Linked DNA regions of Homo sapiens: region 2 is linked to region 1. A link is a loop called in an ENCODE intact Hi-C map of the cell type or tissue named here. Cell type or tissue: IMR-90. All regions are shown on one strand. Links, peaks and the distances in the headings refer to the core of each region. The heading gives the core; the rest is flanking DNA.

Evidence for each region. Hi-C counts contacts between places; a loop is a spot of excess contacts. Peaks named below come from ENCODE experiments on the same cell type or tissue, not always from the same donor. Only the 100,000 strongest peaks of a DNase experiment are listed, where the experiment ranks them.
Region 2: it touches region 1 in a loop (9-fold over the local background); 2 of 110 quality-filtered maps call a loop at or near these places.

The regions. Positions count from the first base shown.
Region 1 is chr5:30,397,211-30,405,742 of GRCh38, reverse strand. No RefSeq gene overlaps it. Among named protein-coding and RNA genes, the nearest start is that of CDH6, 790 kb to the left of the region's middle. In IMR-90, for the core only: a CTCF peak has its summit at 4,054 (motif pointing left); no DNase peak of the experiment used is centred there.
Region 2 is chr5:31,478,680-31,487,211 of GRCh38, reverse strand. DROSHA (drosha ribonuclease III) reads left to right here. Exons shown (of 36, transcript NM_001382508.1): 14 at 650-721; 15 at 2,250-2,331; 16 at 3,584-3,658. Among named protein-coding and RNA genes, the nearest start is that of DROSHA, 49 kb to the left of the region's middle. In IMR-90, for the core only: no CTCF peak of the experiment used is centred there; no DNase peak of the experiment used is centred there; H3K27ac peaks cover 2,394 bases.

The DNA.
Region 1 (8,532 bases), core at 97-8,096:
TTTCAATTCTCACCTGTTTCTCTTGCATTATCATGTTTATCTCTGTATGTTACTTTCATTAACATTCCGCAGTTTCTCCTCTTTTAAAAAACTCTTTTTTCTTATCCCATTTCCCCAGCTGCTATTGCTGTTTATTTTCTTCCCTTTTCAGTGCCTCTCAGAACTGTTGTTTGCATCTGATGTCTCCAACATTTCTTTTCCAATTTTCTCTTAAATCCTGTCCAAACATGCGTTTGTCTCCACTCTTCCCCCACAACTGGTCAAGCTCACCAGTGATCTTCAAGTTGCTAAACCCTGTGGTCAATTGTCAATTTCACACCACCAATATGCAGCATTTGATGTAGCTGAGGGTTTCCTTCTCTTTGAAACTCATTTTTTATTAAACTCCCAGGTTACCATACTCTTTTGGTTTCCCATTTACCTCTTTGTTTTCAACATTTTTATTTCTGTTTCTGCTTCCTCTTTTTCTTTCAGCTCTCTTAACGTTGCGGGTCCCAGACCTCCGTCTTCCGATTTCTTGTCTTGTTCTCTACACTTATTCCGTTGGATAACACCATCTGTGTTACTGACCATCGAAGTTATACCTCCTACCCATATATCTCCCCTGAAATTCAGACTCATTTATTTTTTATCTCATCTCATTTATCTGTTTCATCTACACTTAATTATTTTACCAATTATCAAAAGGTAAGATATGCTGCAAGTGAAAACAACCCCATAAGTAATTCGAATTATTTCATTCATTCTGCACGTCCATTGTGGACCAGCTATGCCAATGCTTCGCATGATCTTCACTCCACATGGAAGCCAACAGAACGGCCTGTAGACTACTGCAGTTCTTGTGGCAGAGGAAACTATGCAAGAAGAAATGAGTGCTGCCTGTTCAATCTTCTGCCAACTAGCTTGAAAGCCTCTCCTTGCACTTCATTGGCCAAATTATGTCACCGGGCCAAGAACAAAAAAAACCCATGAATTTGTTAAAATATAGGGAAACAGGGCCTGGTGTGGTGGCTCACGCCTGTAATCCCAGCACTTTGGGAGGCCGAGGCGGGCAGATCACGAGGTCAGGAGATCCAGACCATCCTGGCTAACACGGTGAAACTCCGTCCCTACTAAAAATACAAAAAATTAGCCAGGCGTGGTGGCGGGCACCTGTAGTCCCAGCTACTCGGGAGGCTGAGGCAGGAGAATGGCGTGAACCCGGGAGGTGGAGCTTGCAGTGAGCGGAGATCGCGCCACTGCCCTCCAGCCTGGGAGACAGAGCGAGAGTCCGTCTTAAAAAAGAAAAAAACAGGGAAATAGATAAAACATTCTGTGAGAGATTTTTAACATAGCACTTATATCCTACGACAGAGTAAAAAAGAACATGATGGAATTTAACAATATAATTAACAAGACTAAATTTTACGTGAAAACAGTGTTTGGACCTAACAACCCAAAATTTTAAATAGAAATTGATTGTAAAATTAATTGCAAATAATACTTTAATATATTTCAAAACATTTTATGTGCGACTTGTCACATTACCTGAACAAATACATTGGAAATAAACGATACAAGATTTTAAGATTTTATGGCTTAGTATTTAAGAAGTAATTCAGTAAATTTGTATTTTATCTAATAAGCTAATAAAAGAAATACTGTATATAGCATACATAAATGATATAATGTAATATGACAACAGAATATAACAAATTTAGATAAGGGTAAGAAAAAGTTTATTAAAATTATAAAGATTTGGCCAAATATACTTAGAGGAATAATTATAATTGTTAGCATTGGTATTATTTTTAAAATGTTCATTGAAAATGCCTGCCAAAAATAAAGATATAAAATAAGGAAACAAATGAAGTGAGTATCCAAAATAAGATTTTAGAATAGGAGTCAGCCCTATGGATATTATAAACAAAGAGTTTACAAACAATAACAAAAATTATGTTAGAAAATAGAACAAAAAGATACACCACAATCATCAAACAATACAAAGAACCGCTACTCATCTGCTTCTCTACACTTTCATAATCTGAATCATAGATATTGATGTTCTAAGTTATTCTTTATTCTTTTTTTTTTTTGCTTTTTTCAGTATCTTCAATAATTTGAAAGCAATAACACAGAAAAAGAAATGCCAGGAATTCTAAAATCCATATTCCAGGCCCAATATGTTTTTTTTTTCCAAGTCCTAGAGATAAATGATTGAACACAAAATGTAAGGATAACATCTTCATCAGTCAGGAGTGTGTTTACCTATAAACAAGAGAAAACCCCTTCATGTAACAGTTGCTCTGGCTATGGATGCTGCTTCTGTGATCCAGACAGGAGGAAGAGATACAGGGCGCAGGACTGCAGAGTCAGGCCACTCGAATATGACTATTTGTAAAAGACTTTTTCTGGAACCCTCCATCAGTATTCTTAAATAAATATTATGACCTAGAGTTGAGTTACTTGGCCACTCTTGCTTCAAGAAAATCTAAGACGTTTATTATTTTTAACAATACTACAAAAAACACATTTTGTTGTAACTTTAGTTTCAGTGTTTTTTTTTTTTTTTTTTTTTTTTGAGACAGGGTCTCACTCTGTTGCCCAGGCTGGAGTACAGTGACACGATCTCAGCTCACTACAACCTCTGCCTCCCAGGTTCAAGCGATTCCCCTGCTTCAGCCTCCCAAGTAGCTGGGATTACAGGTGTGCATCACCACACCTGGCTAATTTTTGTATTTTTAGTAGAGATGGGGTTTCACCATGTTGGCCAGGCTGCTTTCGAAATCCTGGCCTCAAGTGACCCACCTGACTTGGCCCCCCAAAGTGCTGGGATTACAGGCGTGAGCCACTGCGCCCGGCCTAGTTTTAGTCTTTTATAAAGGAAAAAAGAGAATGAATGTTAAGTGGCAACCAACAGTTTCATTATAATTACTTCAAGAATTCCATGTAATGGTTTTGTAGTGCCATGTAAACCATAATTATTATGGGGTAAACCATTAAAATGAAATTATTACTTTGCTGAAAATAGCAGCATAAAAAATTAACAATTTATTATAATTACTTAAGCTATTTATAAGCTTGTCAGACATGTACTAATCAATTGTGCATCAATAAAAGTTTTAAAATATTAGCACACCTTGGAATCCTAAAGATAATAAAAATTCTATTCTTAATAATAAAAATAGAATAATGTAAGGATAAAACTATAACATAAAAAGAGCATTCTTAAAGAAATATCTAAAATCATACTTGAGTATATTTAGAATTTATTAACTTCTGGTTAAATACAAGTGAGATTAAAATTCAAATGCTCTGTTATTGCTGGGGGGAAAGAAATAGAAAATATTTAAAATCAAAATTGTTCTAAAAGAATCTGGGATAAAATATGAAACAATAGAAAATAAAATGCCAAAAATATATGTAACAAGCACCAGCTATTACCATGGATTATAAAATCAGAATAGACAAATGAAATAAATCAAGTTAACATAATAGAATTGGAGTGAATGGAAAGAAAAAACTAATATTCATCAAGTAAATATTAGATTTGAATAAAAAATGTATTTTATTTTTAACATGTTATTTTTCTAAAAGTGAAGGCTATGGGCCTCCAATTAAAAAAATGTATCTGTGGATGAGATAATTTACATAGGGTTTTTTTTTTAACATCTATCTTTGAGTTTATTTTTTGGCCAAGGGCTACCTTAATCCACTGCACCTGTAAATTAATGTAATCTGTATTATTGTAATCCCTAAATGGAACAATGGAGGTGGAAACTTCAGAATTTTTACAGAAGGACAAAACTCTTGTAAGAAGTAATCTAAGAAGGGTTTGCATATAAATGTATGTAAAATTGATTTCCAAAACACAATTGCCTATATTTAAATAAATGCAGGACAAAGGGGGAAGGAGAGCTAAAGTCTTTCCTTCCCAGACTAACTCTAGACACTGTCACTACTAATTGAAACTAATTTACATCTGATCCCAGGGACAGAATTTCTGAATTCCAAAAGAATTAGGATTACTGACAACCCAACATGACCTTTCTTTTCACCTGTCTTATGTCTCTCTGCCGCCCTCAGCTGGTAACACTGATGCTTCCTCTACAGCTGATGAGATTTATCCTTGGAGAAGAAACAAATACCATGCTTTTTGAACATTTTCGTAACCGTCTCACATGAGCACATACTAAGTTTTCAAAAATGACTTGAAAGGGTAGATTTATTTTTTACAATAGTCCCTTCAAGGAAAATATTTACAGGTGATGAACATGGCAAAGTGACACCAGAGTAGAGTTCTTGTCTTGTGAACAGTAACACTGAAACTATGACCACCAGCATAGTGGCAGAAAACAATCTCAGCCTGTGTTTTCTCTTGTGATATTAAAAAGTGGAGAAATTGCAGAGACGTCAGCAACAGTTAGAATGAAGAACTTTCAGAATTCTGTGTTAAAATTGGTGGTTCAGATATTTCATATCACTTAGCAATATCTCCTAAAACCACTTACTCCCTTTGAGAAAGTGAAACCTCAGAGACTAAAATGTAGAAATATTTATAGCTACAGATCTCATAGACCTTACTATCTTAAATGTCATTGAAATAAAGATCGGGAGACAACACATTATGCTACGTTTGAATTGTTAGTGGATCCTCATGGTTATGTTTGAGGTTGTGTAGTTTATGCTTAAAAAATTGTCTTTTGGTTTATAACATCAAAAAGCAGCCAATTAGTTGTCATCAAGTTCTTTATTATTTTCAGTTAAATACTTTACCTAAGGGCTGCAAACATTTTAACCATGTTCAACTTTAATACATTATTTGCAGTAGCACTTGAGAATGTGTTTATTTCTTCAGCTTTAACTTTAATAAAATCACATGGCTTCCATCAAAACATTTTGCATAGGATTAAAAAATTTTTAGAGTTTCTACAAAGTAATGAAGTGTAACATGTATCTCATAATTCATCCCAATCTCCCGAGAGTGACCATCTTTAGGTACTCACAAACAATTAAAAAAACAACCAAATCATAGTTGTCCCAATGATGAATGCAAAGTTCTGAAGTAGGCCAGGTGCACTGGCCAGTGCTTATAATCCCTGCACTTTGGGAGGGTGAGGCAGGAGGGTCGTTTTAGATTGAGAGTTCAAGTGTAGCTGGGGCAACATAGTGAGACTCTTTAACATTTTTTTAAATTTTGCCAGGCATGGTGGCACATGCCTGTAGTCTCAGTTACCTGGGAGGCTGAGGGAGGAGGATTCCTTGAGTCCGGGCAGTCGAAGCTATAGTAAATCGTAATTGCACCACTGCATCTAGCCTAGGTGGCAAAGGGAGACCCTGTCTCAAAAAAACAAAAACAAACAAAAAACAAAAGTTCTAAGGTAGGAGAGAATGGTGGCAATGGCAGGAAATTGGGAGAAATATAGCAAAAATTTACCCAGATTTTTAAGTGTGGGAGAGATGAAAGTCAGGGATATGAAAGTAGCAAAAATATCTGGATTGAAAGGTGGGCAGAGAAAAATAACCAGGCGATGAAGTCCCTCTGATCCCAGAGAAGACTTATAATGAAGCTGCAGTGTCCAGTAAAGGAAACTAGTGAGCCAAAGCCTGAGACTGAAAGCAGGAGACAGTATCTGAAATGAACTAGGAAGTTATACCAAGAAGACCCATGCAACTCGAGAGAGGCGAATGCCAGGGGCTAGGAACTGGAGGAGAATTCTGGAGAAGATTGCAGTAGCTCAGGATAAACCTTTTCATACAGGCTGTTGACCAGGCACTATAAGATAAAAGGCAAAGTAAAGATGAGTTTGGAATTTGTCTCAGGTTGGTGCCAGTCCTAATCCCCCCGCTTTTAAAGCAGCCTCACCAAAGCTGACCAGGGAGCAATATATGTTTTAATAATTTTTGGAGGTTATAGCATGCTGAAATGTACATAATTTATATATTGTTTTGTTTTGTTCTCAACTCTCTTCTCCTCTCCTTCCTTTCCTCACTTCTTTCTTCTCCCATACTCTCCAGTCCCATAGTCTCCTTAAAGTGACAGAGTTGAGGGTTGCTGCAGACATCATATGGCCAGAAATGTCTAAAATATTTACTGTCTGGGGCTTACAAAAAATGTACTGTCCTCTAGTCTAGACGAGATGGTTTTCAAAAGTCTGTCTTAAGTCTTTCTGAGGTCTTAACAAAGGCTTTACAATCACCCCCATGATACGAGCTTTACCTTGAGGTTTTGTTTCCATAGTAGTATTGTGGATATTAACTTTACCATTATGTTATTTCCTACTTTGAAGACATTTTTGCTAAATGGAAAGATTATAGTGAAAAACATTTTTATTTTCTATCCCAGAAAATGCTGGCTTCTTTATATTTTGGCTAAATTCTGCTTAAAGTAAAATATTTCAAGTTTTACTCTACATTTCTGTCTCTATTCCCACCTATCATATACAGTTGAAATAAACCAGTTGACACTTTTGATATTCTGCTTGGAAATCCCAAGTTAGATTCCCAGATCTAAGATTGCTTTTTATTTTTCATGTTTTCGCAGGGCACAGTTTTACTAAATAAACTTTCTGTCACATATGTGATCTTTATTCCAGGTTCTTATAAATATTTTCTTAGTGTCTTTTGTTTTCCTGCTAACAGTCTTCTTGATATCTTTCTAGCTTCTATTCATAGCCTAGTCAAAAAGCTAATGTCATACCTATGAATCCATGGATTTAACTAGATCTCGTACTTGTTTGGGGGTAAGTTGTTTTTGTTTTTTTTTTAAACAAAAAACAAAAAACAAAAAACAAATCCTTCTTGTTTTTACGTCAATATTTTTATTTCTTTTCAGAGAATTTCAATAATCCATGCTCATAAAAATGTACTGACTTCACCTAGGTTTTAAAATGTTGTGATATGTCATTATGTATTCTTGTTCTGTGATCCTTATATTTTATTGTATAATAGAAAATTATTTCTTAAAATCTCATATAACAACTAGGTCAATTAAAAATATAATCCTTTAGGTTGATTTATCAAATTTGGTGTATGAGTGAGTCAATTCAAATATTTTAGCTTTTAACTTTATTCATTTCCTTTTCCTATATATTATGGCTTATTTCATGTTTTGCCTGGTGCACTGATTTAAATGCTGAATTTGCTAATTCTGATTTTTTCTAAAAATGTAACTGCTTAAATTTTATTCCACTGCTTAATTTGGCATCATGAAACATGAGTTTTAAGTCATGCTGAACAACTTTTTAAGAAAATTATTGCTTTGCTTTTCCAGAAAACTAAATAATAAGGTTTATGTCAATGTATATCTCCTTGTACCTTATGCATTTTGAGGCATTTTTGAAATCTGTATTTCATTATTTGATTGATGTTGCTTAAGACAGATTCACCAGGTATGGTTTGGATAGTGCTTTGATTTTATTGACTGTCATTTTGTCATCAATTGTCTTAGCGTTAAACAATGCTATTTATTCCTGTTGAAATGAACATGGTTTCAAGTTGTTATAATTTTCTGTAATTTAAGATGGTTGCTAAAATGTCAAAAATGAAAATTGTGTCTATTAGAATCTTAAAAATCAACATCTTTATTGTGCATTATGAGAGTTAACACATAGTTAACTTCTGCATTTGTAAACAAATTAAGTATAATTTAAAAAGGAATTTAAATTAACTGATTATTTGTGATATTAATTACAAATTTAAAAATATAATGCAATGCAATTTAAAATGATATACTCATTTTACCCTGACCATGAGAACTCGTATCACTATTTTTATGTTTTGAAAGATATGAACTTTCTGCATACATCAGAGTTGCTGTTATGATTTATATTTATGTGTACACATGATGATTTCCCACTAACATTAAGATGTTCAATAACACACACATCATTTGTGTTAATCTTGGTTTTTCAAGCATAAACATTGTATTGGTTGGTCCACTTGATCAATCAGGATTCTACTGAACAGTCCATATGTGTGATAAAACTCCTTGAGAGAACAAAACTTCATCAACATTTTCCAGAATTGGTGTTTTCTACTCTAACCTCTTGTCTGAATTCTATTCCCATGAATGAGTAATGCCTACTTCCTATGTGACTGCCACTATTCTCAAACTTATGAGTAAAACATAGAATGGGGAAAAATACACAACAAGCAGATAAAATTGCTGTGTGTTATTGTGAAAAGGGCCAGCCAGCAACTGCATAAATCTCTAATATTTAGCCAGGGGCAAACCTATGAAGAATATTGAAGCAGGAAGAGATATCTGCTTCTGGCAATGGTAGAAAACATCTTCCTACTGAGGTTAACAAGTAAAGCAGAGGAAATACTTTCAAAAAATCTATGTGAAATAGCAAGGGAGTAAGGATTGTGATACCAAAATTCCAGAGAGAATAGATGTCAAGTAATCCCAAAATTCAATATGACTTTTCTCATCAAGGCACTTGATGATTTAAAATCAGAGACTAGAAATCCAAAAGAGTGATGGTAGCTTTCAGCTAACTCATGGAGATGGAAAACAAAAAATGGTGTTCACGATCCATTAAAGATGAC
Region 2 (8,532 bases), core at 421-8,420, 1.1 Mb before region 1:
TCTGCCTTAGCTTCCTGCACTGTTCAGTGGACATGGTAGCCAAACCCATGTTATAGGGATGTTGTGATGGTTACATGAATGAATATTGTGAAGCATTTGGGACACTGCCTGGCTCAAAAAATGTTAGCTATTATTATTTTTATTATCATTTGTTATTATTATATTTATTACCACAATTGCCTTTGCTTAAGAGCCAGATGGGCAGCATGAATTGGGTGTTTTCAGTGACCTATGAATCCATAATTGATGAGTTATCACCCTACTATCCCTGATCTGCCTAAGGAGCCAGAGATTCTAAAATATTTTAAAAACTTGAGAAACAGAAATGTTTATGGTTATGGTTTTATTAATTCTTTAGAGGTGATACTTGTGGTTTTAATGGGTTCTTGTCATGTTTGTGTTGCTGCTGCTAATACTGTTAATTAAGCACCACATTATGCAGGTTTCTTGGCGAGGCCAGGCCAGCTGGGTTCTTGTCATTAAAATCCAGCAGTTGTGGTCAAGCTTCATGTGCAGTGTTGTTAGCCGCTGAGATGAAGGTGAAGCCTTCTCATTTGGTTCATGGCCTTTTGGGTCAGGTAACAAACGTGTATAATATGAGCCTGCAGGGAGACGTTGGGGAACTGAACCTCACTTCTTTTTATTGCAGATTCCACTGTGTAAAGTAATTAGATTCAACATAGACTACACGATTCATTTCATTGAAGAGATGATGCCGGAGGTAAGGGAAAAGATTGTGTGTGGTTTGATGTAGTTTGCTCTTTTGCTTGTTCCATACTACTATTTTAAAGCATTGAACTTGGCCAGATCTGGCTTTTGCCAGGAATATCTCTAAAGTATCATATTCACTGTTGAAAGAGTCAGTGAAATGTAGCTCTAGTATCAAGGTTAAAATTCAGGCCAATTTTCAACTTGTTGACCTGTTTTTATACCCCTTTCTCCTTGTGTTACGTCTGCTGATATTAACTTTACATCTGTTTCTAGTTTCTTTTACGTAGGGGACAGATTTTGGTTACTGGCCATTATCAGAGGGGAAATTGGAATAGTGAAACAATCTGATAGCTGTTGTAATAATCTTATTCGTTATCTCCAATGACAAGATCAATGCTTGGTTCATTTTTCTTCCCATATATTTACATATTTTTCCTAATTGTTTTTCATTGCGAGTGCTCAACAGCAGATTTATCTCAATATATGCAAGAGATTTAAAATTCCAAAGGAAGATTAATGTGAATCTCAGAATGATTCATAGTCTGATCTTGAATTTAGTGGTGTCAACAAATCATACTAAGAAATAACAACTAGACAGCAAACAAGCTTGTGCACTTAACATTGTGTTGGAGTCAGGGTCAATTTCCGGAGCCCCTGGCTCTGCTTGCAAACCTTGTTTAATGGGACAGCTCTGTCATGGGCAGGGAGTGTGGAGGGGGAAATTGATCGGCATCACATGTGTGCCTAGTTGGCACCTGTTTCATTCTGAGCAAGTGTTGTTTATTGTACCTTCCTTTCAAAAAGAATTAAAGAAAAAGAACCACCCCTTCATTCTCCTGCTTTAGAAGGGTTTTTTTTTTTTTTTAACTTCCTTTTGGTTTTTAAGGTCATATGCCTTCATTTGCTATTGTAAAAGTTTATGACTTCTGGCGTGATCTCACGCAGGGTGATTTATGAACTCCGAGCAAAACAAGTAGGAGGAAGAATTATGAGATAAGTCTCACTTGCAAATATATCTGTTTAGCTTGTTTACAGGAGAAATTTTGGTGCAGAGTTGTATAATTTTCTTAGCCCTTTATTTGCATTCATTACTTTTTGAACTTTTTGGGTACACAGGACCTCTGTTTTTTGGTAACTCCATGACAATTATGCTGGATGTATGGGGCGGGGGTGGGGGACAAGCCTATCAGGTGCATATGTATAATCTGAATTAACAAAACATCCTCAGAAGATTCTGACACAGTTTATAATTGAATTAGAAAAATATATTAATATAAGTGAGACTTTACTTTTTGAATTTCTTATTTTATTTGTATACTGAGAAGGGCTAAGTTGACATTAAGGAATCCTAGTGGCATTATTGTCTATTTCATTTCCATCTGAAACTAGCGATCAGTGGCCAAACTCTTCAGGAAACTATATGGTCTTAGTATAGTTTTAACAGACACTTTTAAAGACACTTGACAAGAACAAGTTGAACCTTCAGTTAATGTATATTTTGCCAAACTACAGTAATTTAATTTTGGTTTATTTTTCAGAATTTTTGTGTGAAAGGGCTTGAACTCTTTTCACTGTTCCTATTCAGAGATATTTTGGAATTATATGACTGGAATCTTAAAGGTAAGTAATAGGATTTAAAGAAGAGAGTAGTGTTTATGGAAGAACATTATGGTATATGTGAAAACTCTTATAAAAGTTGTAGGGAGATAGTTGAAATTTCTCTTATTTTTTAAATACCCAGAGAAAAGTGTTATTCACAGGAATGCTTGTTATCATTTGACATGAATAAGTTTCTATGGATTTTACTTTATACAGTTTGACAGGGCTTATTATTAGCTGGTAGCGGCTTGAAGATGGTACCAGTTATTATGTGTAGCTACCTTGATATATGTGTACCTGGGAAATTACCATTAGTTAATATTTTAAATCTAGTAAACTTTGCTGTAATAAATCTTCTAAGATGCAAAACTTTGGTTAGTCATTAAAACACACACATGCACACACGCAGACACTTAGAGTGAACTAGATAGATTCAAAGACTTGATGCTTGGTTCTTGGATAGTAGCTTACTTTTTTGGAAGTATCCGTATTCTTTTTTTTTTTTTTTTTTTTTTTTTTTTGAGACGGAGTCTCGCTCTGTCGCCCAGGCCGGACTGCGGACTGCAGTGGCGCAATCTCGGCTCACTGCAAGCTCCGCTTCCCGGGTTCACGCCATTCTCCTGCCTCAGCCTCCCGAGTAGCTGGGACTACAGGCGCCCACCACTACGCCCGGCTAATTTTTTTTTGTATTTTTAGTAGAGACGGGATTTCTCTGTGTTAGCCAGGTTGGTCTCGATATCCTGACCTCGTGATCCGCCTGCCTCGGCCTCCCAAAGTGCTGGGATTACAGGCGTGAGCCACTGCGCCCAGCGGTTGGAAGTATCCGTATTCTAGCAAACAGTTACTTATTTATTGGTGAATGGCTTTTCAAACTGATAGCATTTCTCAACATTTTTTTTTTAGTGTAGTGATTAAAATGGGAAAGAATGAACACATAGTCACATTATATCATGCAGTAATTCAATTATAATAAGTCTTGATAGTTTTGAATTTTAAAAATAATTTTACTGTATGTATTTGCTACTTGGGGCTTTCATCCTCTTCTTGCCTTCCTGTAGTCTCCTCATTGCAGTCTTCCTTGGGTGCTTGTGGCAGTTACCAATGATTGATTTAGCCACTGAGGAGGAGTGGCAGGAGGTGGTGGTAATTTTTATGCCTCTACTTCTGGTGGTAGTTTTTGTGGTTATCATAAATCTTAGAAATTAAGTTGCAGTGCTTGTTTTTTAAGACTGAGTTTTCTTTTTTTTTTTTTTTTCTCATTTGTTTGCTTCAGGTCCTTTGTTTGAAGACAGCCCTCCCTGCTGCCCAAGATTTCATTTCATGCCACGTTTTGTAAGATTTCTTCCAGGTAAATCTTCTGGCTTGTCAGTGACCTGGTGAGATAGTGCATCTGAAAATAAGCTTGCCATTTTCCTTTCAGTCTTCAGGGACAACTTTCCCACCTTCGATACTGTTAATTATCTACTTCTCAGGTTAGGCACGGAAATGTAAAATTATACATGTGGATTTATATCCCTGCATAAATTATGGTAGTCCAAATTAGATGAACAATGGAAGAACAGATTTATAAATTTTAGAAATCTACTTGACAAAATATCATGCGGGTGTGTTAATGTGGAGAAATGATTGTGGCTTAAAAAATGCATATGGCTAATTGGAAAACAATAAAAAAATTTAAATGCAATATGATTATAACTGCTGAAAAAATTACTGTAATAATAGTTACATTAAGGTAGTAGGATTATAGTGATTTTTTCTTATCTTTTGACATGTGCTTGAATTCATTTTACAGTGAAAAAAAGGTATAAAATAATTTTTTCTCCCAATAAAATATAGGGAAATATATGACAGTTTTTTAAAGCAATATTTTAACTGTTTTCTAATTTTTTAAAAAGAATCCACCTGTAATATTTGGCATTATATTTAGTGTTTTTAAAAATGCTTGGAGTCAGTTTAGTGACATGTACCTATAGTCTCAGCTATTTGGGAGGCTGAGAAGGAAGGATCGCTTGAGCCCAGTGAGGGTTTGAGACCAGCTTGAGCAACATGGCAAGGCCCTATCTCTAAAAATTAAAAAAAAAAAAAAAGTATTTTTAATGAAATCTTTTGGTTGCCTTTTTGTTTGCAAATCTTTCTCCTTGAGGCTTCTGGCACCCTATTCCCACTCCTTCTTTATTTATTTCCTAGTCAATTACCTGCTTTATCAAATGCTGTGAAACCTGGCTTACAGTTTCCTCTCTCCACAAGGTTCTGTTACCAGCCTGGTGAACTTCACTTACCATTCTACCCTGAGCTATATAATTATTTGACTTTTTCTACTGTAAGGATTGTCACCACTCAGCCGCTTAATCTTAAGATAAAACCTTGGACCATGCCACCAACCTACATTAATTTCTCCCTAGAATTTGACTCCATTATCTCACTTTCTGGTGACATCCTTCAGTCTAGCCTCTCATGTCCCTATTGCCTTTGCATCTACTTGGATCTTCCCTCTTCTCCTTATGTATGGCTACTTTCCTTTGCCTTCCCCACCAGGTCCTGTGCTCTGATGTTTACCCTGTCAGTTCTAGCTGTCTTAGCTGCCTGTATGGCCATCATCTCCGAGTTAATGTCATCAATCCAACTGCTTGCCTTTTCTTCTATATATGGGCCACTCAGTAATACTGAAGAGTAAAACATAGCTGCTGCTATAAATCTGTGGTCTATAATCTTGGTTGGGGAGCTTTTCTTCGTGTAACCTTTCCACCCAATATCAGCAGTTAAAGAATTTCAGTGCTGTGTTTGTGCTGTCCTCCTTATGCCTCCTGTCTTCCCATGGGCAGAAGCCCCTGTCTCCCTTGGGCAGGAGCCCTTGTCTCCCTCATGCCTGAGAGCCCTGCAGTGAGCCTGTCGGAGTCTGGCTTCCTCCAGTGCCCTTGTCCATTCACAGCCAAGTTTTGCTTCAGTGCCAGACCCTCTCTAACTGTCCCTAGCCCACTGTAGCTGCCGATGCCAGAGGCAGCCTCCTACAGACCAAGTGCAGAGCATGTGCCTCAGTGTTAGTCTCTTCCCTGCTCTGGTGCCTGGGTGCTCCTTACTTTCCTCCTGTCTCTTTGACTCCTCTTGTGTGGCTTTAGTTTCTTGTCTACTCTGTCTGGTTTAGATTTTTCTCAAGATTTTTTCCTGATACTCTTTCCTCAGTCCAGGCAGTCAAAATGGCTTAGTTTATTTTAGGTTAGCATTACTCAGATTTTTAGTATTACTGTTCATGTTTATTTTGTTTAGAAATGCATTCAAAGGCTTTTCTCCTTTTTATATCTGGTTTTGTTTTATTGAGATGCCGTTTCTTCTCTTCTGGTGAATGAATCTTTTGATTTTAGAATGGAGCTTCAACAGTAAACTTATTAGAAAATGGTGTTAGAGTGAATTTGCTGAAAAGCCTTTTCCTTTCTATATCTACTTTCCTGTAGGCGTTTTATGACCAAACAGATGTCTGAGAGAAAGTGGGCAGTTTTAAAATCACCTTAAAGAAAAATCTGCTGTTGGATATTTACTTTGTGAGATTTCAACTCTCACGTAACTATGTGGGGATAACATTTAGGTTGTCATAAAGAAAAAGGTCTATTGATTTGTTTTTAAACAGGGTTTACCTTTTCATTAGACTCCCCTTTGAAAATATACATACTAAGAAGACCCCGAAGGATACAGAAAAATACCTGATGTATAAAATGCATTTTGGTATTAGATAGGAAATTACGGTTGATTTGTTATTCATAATGTGACTTTGTTAAAGATCTTTTAGAAAATGGTGAATTAAAAAAAAACATTTTGATATATATTTTCATTTTTTTCTGTGCAGAAGGGTTTTTTTTACGTAGTTGTCATCTACTAGTATATGATTTGCATCTATTTTTTAATAATTCATTGAGCAGATGGATATTTTTAAAGATTGTGATATATAGTGCCAAATTTCTTGTCAAAAGAATAACATCAGTTTGTGCTGCCATGAAAAATGCATTATTATTCATTTTTAGCATTTTGCCTTTCCCATCTTCCTTCTCTCCTTTCTTTCTTCCTTTTAAAAAATTTCAGTGGTGAGTTCCATGAGGCTGAAGAGTAAACATTTGTCTGTCTTGTTGTATCACTAGTGCTAACATACTTCATGGCACATAGCAGGGACGCAGTAAATGCTTGTTTACTGATTTTATTTAATTGGTCATAATAATGCCTTATCTAAGTATTCATGTTTTTGGTTACTAGTGAGTGTGCTTTTCAAATAGTCTTTGGTATTATCTCTCATTTTTATAAAGTAAACTTTTGGTTGAACTATAACATAAATACTGAAAAGTGCATGGATCATGAATATAGGACCTTAGTGAGTTTTTACAAAGTGAATATGACCATCCACCCAGCACCCAGATCAAGATTAGTAGCTTCCAAGAACCCCCTTCGGACCCCTTTCCAGTCGCTGCTGAGACCCTCAAGGGTAACCGCTATTCTGACTTGAAACACCATGTATTAGTTTTACCTGTTTTTGAACTATAAAAACTAGAATTTTATATTCTGTTTTGCTTCTGTCTTTTGTTTAATGTATTTCAGAATCATATCCTGTTGCACTTAACTGTAGTTGGCTCATTCTCACTACTATATAGTATTATATGGGATGACTAAATTAAAATAAACCTATCTATGATTAATGGACATTTGAGTATTTTCAGTATATATATATATATATATATATATACTGACATTGCCAATAGAAAAACGGGCAAAAGACTTGAATGAGCACTTTAAAAAAAACACTATCTAGGTACCTAATAAATATATGAAATAGTGCTCCATTTTATTAGTCATTAGGAGAATGCAAATTAAAATCACAATGTGATACTTCTGAACACACATCAGAATGGCTAAATTGACAAAGAAAAAATAAATGCCAAGTGGTGAGAATGTGAAATAACTTGAATTTTCATACACTGTTAATGAGAAGGTAAAACAGTACAGTCACTTTGGAGAACTGAAAGTGTCTACAAAGCTTAATATACACACAGCCAGAATTCCACCTGGTATGGTATATATGTAACAGAAAAATATGTATATATGCTCACTAAACAACACGTACATGTCTTTGGTGAACGTACATATGCTATTCAAATATACAGATACAGATATATAGTGAATATATGTTATATATAGTGAATATAGAACATGAATATAAATGTCATGAATATATATATATCTAATACCTTCTCTGTAGATTGCTTTTTGATCTTCTTGATGATTTTTGTTGAATAGAAATTCTTAATTTTTATGTAGTCCAATTTATAGATATATATTCCTTTATGATTAGAGCTTTTTGTATCATATTTATGAAATTTTCGCCTACCCTAAAGTCAAGATACTCACTTATATTTTCTTCACTTTCAGAGCTGTAATCAGTCTTGAATTTGTTTTCACAATTCGTATGAGATATGGGTCAAAACTCAGTATTTTCAACGTGGGTATCCAATTGACCCAGCACCATTTATTGAAAAGAACAATTTCTTTCTTTAGAAAATTGAAGTGTTGCTTTTGCTTTTGATTGAGTTGACTCTGTGTGTATGTGTGTGTATACAAACAATACAAAAGTATGTAAAGTAAAAACAGTGAACACTTCCTTCTGAACATGTGAAAATGGGTAAATGCTGTAAATGGCTTGATTTGTATTGTTTTAACTGCTTTAAGGAGAATTATGCTTTTTTTCTTCAAGTGGAATAACAATATGTTACACAACTTCCTTTTTTTTTTAAACTCAGATACTTCAGGCATTCTCTGTACTGTAAATGCTTTGCTTCATTCTTTGATGCATACTTAGCATTTTATAGTATGGATGGACATTAATTTGTTTATAATTCCTATGGTGACAAATATTCTGGAGTTCTCCATTGTTTCCCCATTTTGTATAAATGCTTCAGAAATAGTCTGTGTCTATCCTGTTGCATTTGTTTGTTTCTGTAAGGTAGAGTTCTAGTAGTGAAATTATGTGTTAAGATAGTATGTACATTTTAAATTCAGAATGATGTTGGCCAAGTTTTCTCTAGAAAGGACATACCAATTTGTAGTTCTGACCAACAGTACTCTTTCTGACCAACAGAAAGTACTCTTTTTCTATACACCTGCCAATACTGGATGTTACTAGTCTTTTTTTTGAGACAGAGTCTCACTCTTCTCACCCAGGGTGGAGTGCGGTGGTGCCATCTCGGC